2 separate regions of the Homo sapiens genome follow, and region 1 is linked to region 2. A link is a loop called in an ENCODE intact Hi-C map of the cell type or tissue named here. Cell type or tissue: A673. All regions are shown on one strand.

What was found. A loop is a pair of places that touch in the nucleus more often than their neighbours do. Peaks named below come from ENCODE experiments on the same cell type or tissue, not always from the same donor. Only the 100,000 strongest peaks of a DNase experiment are listed, where the experiment ranks them.
Region 1: it touches region 2 in a loop (8-fold over the local background); 11 of 110 quality-filtered maps call a loop at or near these places.

Annotation. Positions count from the first base shown.
Region 1 is chr6:18,594,505-18,599,504 of GRCh38, reverse strand. All of the region lies in intron 4 of MIR548A1HG (MIR548A1 host gene), which reads right to left. Among named protein-coding and RNA genes, the nearest start is that of MIR548A1, 25 kb to the right of the region's middle. In A673, a CTCF peak has its summit at 3,101 (motif pointing left); DNase peaks (open chromatin) are centred at 725 and 3,084; H3K27ac peaks cover 4,612 bases.
Region 2 is chr6:18,821,762-18,826,761 of GRCh38, reverse strand. No RefSeq gene overlaps it. Among named protein-coding and RNA genes, the nearest start is that of TRQ-CTG1-1, 12 kb to the left of the region's middle. In A673, a CTCF peak has its summit at 2,763 (motif pointing right); a DNase peak (open chromatin) is centred at 2,771.

The sequences.
Region 1 (5,000 bases), 230 kb after region 2:
GAATTTATGAAAACCTTGAATGTATTTTAAATAAAACAAAAGTACAGACTCGGGCTAAGGATGAGGTTTGCCTCTAGCCATAAATGAGTGAAGACTGTGTTGAACCCTGACTGTGTGGAAGTATTTTGCCCATGATAATGTAATATTTAGACCTAAATTAATCACTTAACAAACCAGTAGAGACTTAGCTCCTACTTCTTTTGAAGGGCATTCTCAAATAATTTGTTATTTTTTTTCTACTACCAGATTATGGAATGACGCTTCCCTGCCACCACTAGTGCCACCACCACCAGCACCATGTCTGCCAATTAGACACATTGCCCAGTCTAGGTGCCTAGATAGAGACCAAGTCAGTTTATTTACAGTTGCACACGTGGACTTCAAAAAGATCCCAGCCTTATTCAGTCTTTGTCAAATATCCCAGTCTTACAAAATGGATCCTAAACGAAACTCATCCTTTTGGGGTCAGCCAAAAAAAAAAAAAAAAAAAAAAAACCAAACAAACAAACCTGACATTGGCACTGAGCTCAGACTTTGACTTGGCAGATGAATCAGAATGAGACATGTGATTCCCCTCTCCACCTTTTATCCCTCATTCCTTTGCTCCCTCTCTCCTGCTTGCTCCGTCTACTGCATTAGGTTAACAGATTATTATTTCCATGAAAGCAAGCCTGCTCAAAGCTTCAAAAATCTTGCAAGAAATTGTTATTGTGATTCAATCTTTCAGACTTCACAGTGTTAATAATCCCTTTAGACTCATAAAGAGCTTATTGGAACCAGCATTGGAATTAATTGAATTTGTAGTCTCACCAAACACAGACAGCAACTCTATTATTAGTATTCAGATTACTGTGGTAGGTTTTGATAATTTTTACATTCTTTATGTTAAAGGGGCAGTATCAAATTAAAGACAGCAGCCTCAAGCCTGTTCTATGTCCTCATTCATAGTTCTTCCTGTGGTTCAATCAAAAGCAAGATATAAACCATGCATTTACTTAGTGTCTACATGTTTGTTACTAATGGCTCTAAATTAGTAACAATAAAGCCATTTCATAGTTTATTTTTAGGCATTTTTTTGTTCCTATTAGAATTCTTCTCTTTAGGGAAGGCTTACTTTTTATGTCCTAGTTCATTTTTTATTTGGCAATATTTTCCAACTGAACTTCCTTTCCAGATTCTTGTTACTTATATAGTTTGGCTTTCAGAACCTAATAGAAAGATCAGCTTCTCAATGCTAGGGACAGCTTGCACAGATCTTTTTTTTTTTTTGAGATGGAGTCTCGCTCCGTCACCAGGCTGGAGTGCATTGGCGCCATCTCGGCTCACTGCAACCTCTACCTCCAGGGTTCAAGCAATTCTCCTGCCTCAGCCTCCCGAGTAGCTGGGACTACAGGCTTGCGCCACCACACTCAGCTAATTTTTGTATTTTTAATAGAGACAGGGTTTCACCATGTTGGGCAGGATGGTCTCGATCTCTTGACTTCGTGATCCGCCCTCCTCGGCCTCCCAAAATGCTGGGATTACAGGCATGAGCCACTACCCCCGGCCTTGCACAGATATTTCTACTGCAAAATATAACAGAATGGACTTGGAGCAAAAAGACCTACATTGTGGTCCCCACACACCAATAACTACCTGTGTAGCTCCTCAGCATCGGTTTACTGCTTCGAAGAAAAAAAAAAAAAAAAAAAAAAAAGGCCAGTGTGGTGGTTCATACTTATAATCCCCGCACTTTGGGAGGCCCAAGCAGGAGGATCACTTGAGCCCAGGAGTTCAATACCATATTGGACAGCATGGTGTGACCCTGTCTCTACTAAACACACAAAAATTAGCAGGGCATGGTGGTGCACACCTGTGGTCCCACCTACTTGGGAGGCTGAGGTGGAAGCATTGCTTGAGCCTGGGAAGTCGAGGCTGCAGTGAACTAGGGTCGCACCACTGCACTTCAGCCTGAGTGAGAGAGCAAGACCCTGTCTCAAAGAAACAAGAACCCAAAGAGGAGGGCTGATTTCTAACATCACTATCATCTCTGAATTATTTCTAAGTCTCTGCCTTTTATGATTATAATTATATGGTGCTATAAAAGACTTACAAACACCTCTTTCTGTAGTGAATCATAAATAGTTCTGTTTTCTTATTTATTGTACTCCTTATTGCTTTAGGAGGATAAGGAAGACTATCGTCCCCACAATTGCTTGTTTTCTAGCATACTGTCTTTTGGGAAAGATTTTTGCCTTAGAACCTGAATGTGTGTGTGCTCATGTGTGTGTATTTGGTGTGTGGGGTATATTGCCTGTGATGGGTATGTATTTGTACATACCAGGGGAGGAGGTTACAGAGAGAAGAAAAGGAGTACTATTTATAAGCATTTTGTTTAACCACTACTGTCCTAAGCTTCAACAAGTTAAAAAAAAATTTGAGACAATATACATCTTGAGCATAAAAACTATGTCCCATTCTTTATGAGTGCTTCTAGATGGCAAGTAATCATATAAACCGACCAGTCTCATCAATCATTGACTCCTTAGTGAGCATCTGATAAGGGATTGGCCTTAGCAGTAGGTGTTATAAGTAACACCTACTTATACTTACTTACCCTTACTTACTTACTTACCCTTGACAAGTTCATACCCCAGTTGAAGGATACAGAATCAGAATTTTGGGCTTGCAAGAGTTATCAAAGTTCTTCTAGTCCAACCTTTATCCCATGAAATCATTATAAAGATTAATGACAACCCAAAAGAGATCATTTTATAGTAGAAAATCCAGGCACACTCCACAAGACAGGACTCAGAAGACTGGCCATTTATTCCCTCATTCCACCAAATCTGTACTTTGTTTAGAGAGGTTTGTAAAAATGAAAAAGTAATACCCACACTATAACCCCAACTAAAGTTGAAAGAGAGGGCTGATATGCATTGATGAAACACATTCCCTACATTCTCCTTCTCTCAAAAAGCTAAAGATCTTTTTCTACCGCTGGTTGATTTGTTGGGAAGACAGAGGAGAGAAGGGAAGGGTGACTGCGTGGATTGGAGAAACCGCCTCCTCGCTGAGCAATTTCACGTAGTTGCCCTCCCTCTAGTGGTCAAAGTAGAGATGGCAGCTTTCTGGTTCAGTCTTAAAGAGTCCGCCTGGAAGAAGGAATAGGGGTTACCCAACCCCCAAAGTTTTGCCTATCTAATTTGGAACCTCAATGCTAAGTTGTAAAACAAGTTGCCTTACAAAGACTTTTCCTTAATTAGAACATCTTGCTTGTTTATAATGATCATGGCACTTACAAAAGACCATATGTCTTTGAGACGCTGCTTGGCAAGACTTTTCCAATATTTACCAAATCTATTTTGTATCCCATGCTAATAATAGTCCAGTGGGTCCCCAGGCAGAGGGATGGAGACAGAGGACTTCTCGTTTCTTCTATTACTCAGTGTTCTGCCTTCAGAATGTGAAAGACCTCTCAGTTTCTCTGAAAGGACTGAAATAGAGCTCAAAGTTTCCCAAATGCTGTTATTTTGGGAAACGTTTGTTTCAAGGGCTAAATTGTCATCGTTTGACAAATCAACATTGAGCAATGCTCTGCACTTTGTAACACACACACTTTAAACTATTCCTTTAAAAGAAACTTTGAAATGAATGCCAAATCATTGTATCCACAATATAATTACGTTCTTTAGGTGGTAGCTTTTTAGTTCAGGAAGGAACAAGAGAGGTATATTCTGATCTAAGAGGGTGAAATTGATGTCTGGCATTGGTAGCAACTGTTCCGAGGTCACTCAGCTGGACTTTTCCTCACTGTGTAACCCCGACTGTGCTGGGTGTTTAAAAATAAATTGAGAGTGAGTGGATATGCCTACAATATCTGTCATCAACATAACCCCCCAAAAATAAGTAATCATTTTGTTTCATTTTGTTGATGTGGCAATAAAGAATGTGCTCAGTTTATTTTTTCACTCCTTAAGTCTGATTTTGGTCATCCAGGAGACACAGCCACCATCATTCATTTTGGCACAAAGTTATGTGGCAATTTATATAGAGACCTGGGAACTAACTGGTTAGGTTTGATGTTATCCAAGAGATGTTTAATTTATGTGAGTCTTTGAAAGTCAATCAGACATGTTTTTGTGTGCAGGCTACATGTTTTACACTAAGGGTCTCTTTTTTTAGTTGAGTTGTAATGGGGGAAAAAAAAAAGACCCGGAATTCTTTTTCTCAATAGTGATAACTCCACAGTTCTAGGTGGCATAATCCTTTATTGCAACGTATTCTATATAGTTTGAATAACTATTATTACCAAGTCTTTCTCCCTACTTGGGAAATGGTGGCATTATCATCTATTTATGAAGAGCTTTGAAATAGCTCATAGCAACAAGAAATGACCATTGAAAGTAGCTAGCACATATTGACAGCTTAACATGTACCAGCCAGTATTTAAAGGCCTTAGCCCTGTTAACTTATTTATTTCATAAAAGAGGCCTACTATGCAATGACCATTGATATCCCCATTAAACAGAAATGGACCTTCAGTTTCATGAAGGTGTCTCCACAGTATCTCACTAATTATGACAATATTCTTGTGAGACTCTTAAATGCTTCATTTTTTATATTCTTTATTAATAGCTATATTGTATACATATGACACAGGACTATGTTTCTTTTTTAAAAATGTATCTGTCATAGTTGCTGCCTTGAGTTCCTTGAGGGCAGAGTCTGTGTTTTAGTTCTTTAGATTTTCCTGTTATAAATCACTTTATTATGTGCAGTGCATGGCTTTTCTGAATCAAATTTATTTATATGTAAATTTACTACTGAAATTTTGCTAATCACTAGAAAGGTTTGTGCCATAAAGATCCCCTATTTCCAAAGAAGAAAAGAGAATTGCATTGGAAGTTTATGAAATAGCAATTAAATTTAACTTTGAGGGTATAGAACTGCTACCTTCCACTATGAAAATACTTTGGAACAGAGGATACTGAGGGGAAAGAAGTCGGAGAAAGTTCTCT
Region 2 (5,000 bases):
GGATTAGAGACAGAATGTGATGAAGCAAGCCAAGTGGCTATCTAGATATCTATGAGAAGAATATTGCAGGCAAAGGCAACTCCAAGTGCAAATGTCCTGAAGCTGAAGTGTTCTTGGTGTGTTGAAGAACAGCAGGGAGGCCCGGGTAGCTGAAGCTGATTGAGTAAGGAGGGGAGTGGCAGTGGGTAAGGTCAGAGGATGGGGAATGGCATAGTACTTTCTGGGCCACTGTAAAGACCACTTTTACTCTGACATAACCAAGACTTTGAAAAGAACGTTTAGGTGGGAAGAAAAAGTTCATATAAAATTAAATATTATGGAAGTGAAGAGATGTGACATTCATTTTCCATTATCAAGGGTTTACTATGGTGCAAAGGAAGAACTAGCAAAATAGAGGTGATGCCAAGGCACTTTCAAGTCAAAATGTTATATATATAGATATAGATATATAGATATAAATTAAAGGCAAGATTTTGGTCTTAGGTGTCTACCAACTGATAAAAATTATAAGGTTGACAAAGTGAATTTAAATTTTAACAAACAACTGTCGAGAGTCTCAGTAGTGTCAGGTATATGAGCATGAAGTCAGCTTTCTGGACCTAAGTGACCTAATCTTACAAAATTAGGGATTTAAATGGTAAGATTCCTATGGCCTCCAGGTGAAATTTGGGATGTGCTGCTGATATTTGATGGTGTGTGACTTATGTCTGAACAGTCACAAATCTGGAAGGAAGAGGAGGAAGAAAACTTTGTATATCAAAGACTCTACACTTCTGTTCAAATTCACCAACTGAGCAATTCCTTGAGCATACAGGAGAAAACTAATATAATTGTGAGAGATTTCTCATCTAACCCAGACAAATAAAGGTTACAAGATAACACTTTTGTAATAGAAATTATGAAACTGGCACAGAAGTAAGATAAAAAAATGGGGCACTTCTACTATCAGGGTATCTACTGGAGTCTCCTTCTTCTATAAGTAGAGCATCTGATAAGTGCTTGTCTTGCTGACAATTACATCTTTCAGAAAATGGAGGGAGCAAGAGGGACGTTACAGGTAAGATACAGATGAACAAGGAAGAATTGGTTCATTAATATGAAATGGACAGACACGTACCCTACATTTTAGATTATCTATTTCAGGGAGTTTACCGGAAAAAAAAAAGAAATGGTGCCATGGATAGGAGACCATATAGTAGAATGTCACTTGCATGCAAAAGGAGGTTTTGCTATATGAAATTTTGACTGTGTGACTGTAAATAATCCCAGAAGAAAAAAGAAGAAAGAGCTCTTAAGAAACCAGAACACAGGAAGGCACTTTTAAGTGCAGGTGTTAAAAGTATGAAGGGAAGGACAATAAGAATAGTTCACAAAGCACTGTATTAGCTGTGTAGAGGTTTAGTAGATTAAAAAATGTTCAACATTAATCTTAATTTTCTTTAGAGATCGATTGTTTAGAACTGCACTGGCCAAGACAGTAGCTACAAGCTGTTTATGGCTACTGAGTATCTGAAATGTGGCTAATGCAAATTCAGATATATTTTAAGTATAAAATACACTTAGTGTAAAAGAATATGAAAACTAATGTCTCATTAATAATATTTATATTAGTTCGTGCACATGTTGAAATAATAATATTTTGAATATACTGGGTTAAAGAAAATATATTACAATATTCATTTCACCTGTCTGCTTTTTAAATTGTTTTAGTAAAGCTGTAGCTACTAGGAAAATTTAAACTACCTATGTAGCGTGCATTTGTAGCTCATATTGCATTTCTATCAAACAGCACACAACATACCCTCATTTTGTGACAGAGGAAACACACCTGAAAATGTTAAAAAAAATTCTGCCAACTCATAGAACTACTATAATTATTAAATAAGTGTAGGCTGGGCACAGTGGCTCATGTCTGTAATCCCAGCACTTTGGGAGGCCGAAGTGGATAGATCACTTTGAGCTCAAGAGTATGAGACCAGTCTAGGCAACATGGCGAAACCTCATCTCTACAAAAAAATACAAAATTTAGCTGGGCATGGTGGCATGCACCTGTGATCCAGGTACTCAGGAGGCTGAGGCTGGAGAATCATTTGAACCCAGGAGGCAGAAGTTGCAATGATCCCAGATCATGCCACTGCACTCCAGCCTGGGCAATGCCAACAGACCCTGTTTAAAAAAAAAAAAAGAAAAATAATGTGTAATTATTTGTTTAAAGACATAGAAAAACAACAGAGACTGAACTAATGCTAAACACAAACAAATGAAAATTCTCAAACATAAATGAGACACAAAAAAAAAACATAAAAAGAATGGGCTTTCATCTTGGGAAGTGGTGAGTGGGAATAGAAGTGTATGTCCAGCACAGGGGAATCAGTATCTGCATGTTGTTTGTCAAACTTTTTATAATCTAAGCATGCAATGACAAACTTAAATATGTCTTGACAAAAACCATAGGAATAATGGAGTATTCTAAGTAAAGGTGCTTTGGAAATGGAAAAAGTATTGCTTGAATATGTCTGAAAAGTGGTTTACTTCACCAACATAACGACTGAGAAGGTAAAACCGCTTTTACTTTCTAAAAAATGGAAGTCTAGTATCTTCTGCTCAAAGTCCACTCTTTCCTAGCTTTCTCTCCCCTTAATGGCATTTCACAAACCTGGGTTCACACAATCTATCCCAAAGGTTTAATTCTTGCTTCCAAGTACCACGGGAAGAAAGAGAACTGCAACTAATCTGTTGTTCCACAAGTGATTCTAAGGCTGCCACACGGTGGCGCTGTTGAACACTGGTTCTTGCACAGCCCAGTAACCATTGTCCTGTGCTAGTCCAAATCCTTGGATAAGAACCTCCCACCCATAAACTCTTCCTCTCCCTCTTCTCTTTCCTGTTATTTCTCACTGAACTTCCAGTTCTTACAGATTTTTTAAAATGCAGAACATATTCACCTTCCACACTTAAATTGCTTTAGAGAATATTTTCTTAAACTAAGATGGTGTCTTTCCTTCTCTGATTCTGGCCACTAAAAATACTTTATTCTCATCTTGCATTATAAATAATAGATTAGAAAGTTACTGGTGGACAAATTATAAGGTTGGTAGCACTTCCCACAACTGCATTGGGCTACTTGTGAAGTAGTAAGTTCCTGAACACTGAAACTTAAATGACCATTGTCAAGAACATTTTTAAAAAATTGTATAAGAAACAGCTAACCTGAATTTTTCAAGCCCTGCATATTCCCAAAAAAGGCTGCTTTTAGGAGTGGCCTGTATTAGGCCATTCTTGCATTGCTATAAAGAAATACCTGAGACTAGGGAATTTATAAAGAAAAGAGGTTCAATTGGCTCATAGTTCCACAGGCTTTACAGGAAGCATGGTGTTGACATCAGCTTGGCTTCTGGTGAAGCCTCAGGGAGGTAACAATCAAGGAAGAAGGTGAAGGAGGAGGCAGGTGTCTGCCAAGCCTTTTTCACTTTTGCACTCTGCATGCCCACAGGCTTAACATCACATGGAAGCCACCAAGGCTTACCACTTGTGCCCTTTGGAATAGTGGCCCCAGCTGTATCTGGTGCCCTTTGAGCTGAGGCTGGAGCCAGAGGGCCCAGGATGCAAGGAGCAGCTGCCTGGGGTGGCACAGGGCAGGTTACCAGGAGCTGGGAAGGGTCAAGGGTACCTGTGTTAACCAGGTACAAAAATACTGTTAGACTGAATAAGATCTAGTATTTGACAGAACAACAGGGTGACTATAGTCAATAATAATTTATTGTACATTTTAAAATAACTAAGAGTATAATTGGATTGTTAGTAACACAAAGAAAAGATAAATGCTTGAGGTGATAGATACTCCATTTACCCTGATGTGATTATTATGCACTGTATGAAGGGAAGGACAATAAGAATATCAAAATATCAAATATCAAAATATCTATATCAAAATATCTCATGTAACCCATAAACACATATACTTATGTGCCCACAAAAATTAAAATAAAAAATTAAATAAACCTTTAGAAGTACTTCAGGAATTTAAGAATAGACATGTCTGTGAGAGATTACAGGTAAACTGACTTGGCTTCAGTGGAGGAAACAATAAGAGTTGTAATTGGAAGTATGAAATTTAAGGACATATGAACTGACCAAATAGAAGCTTTCATTGAAAGAAAGAAAGTTACATAAATTTCATAAATTATGGACTAATGTGATAGAAAAATCCTTGAATATATATGCTAGTCTAACTTCCTCATCCCAACTATGTTCTTTTCAAAATAGCATATTTCATTTACTGAGCAGCCAATATTACAGCAACAATAGAAAATCCATAACATCCTGAATTCCACTACCATAGTACATAGAGTCAGATAGACTTGGGTTCTTTGCCATTTAGTAGCAATGTTACCTTGCATAAGTCACAAGTTTCTTTCACTGTTAGCACTATCCTGTAATATAAGGTTACAAACCAGAGGACTACAAATTTCAAACCAGAGTAGCTACATGATTTGCCCAAGGTCACTTTGCTAGTCAACAGAAGAACCACAGCTAATACCCACATTGTCTAATTCTTTGTCCAGAAATCCTTCTTCTCTATCATATTTAATGTAAAGTAAAATTGTGGGCAAATTTTCAGGGAAATAATGGTTGAACAGAAATAGATTACCTATTAGTGATAAGAAGCAGACCGATTCAACCAACAGAGTTCCAGAGAAACTGAGAAATTGGAGACATCTGTAGCCATGGTAGGTGGAAGGGTTAAAACAGAGGATTGTATGAAAGCCTGTGAAAGGAAATTGGGTCCCATCTGCATTCAATATAGAAGGCAAAAATCTCTACCCTACATTGCAGGAGAAGAAGTAAGATCTCTGAAGAACTTGAGCCAGGGAAGCCCAGACCCAGTGATGACATGCATGGGAAAATCTCTGGTTGGGGAATAAATCTGAAAACAAAACCCACCATAGAAAAGAATAATGCTGTCTGAGTCAATTTATGGGAACTTCAAGAACACGTAA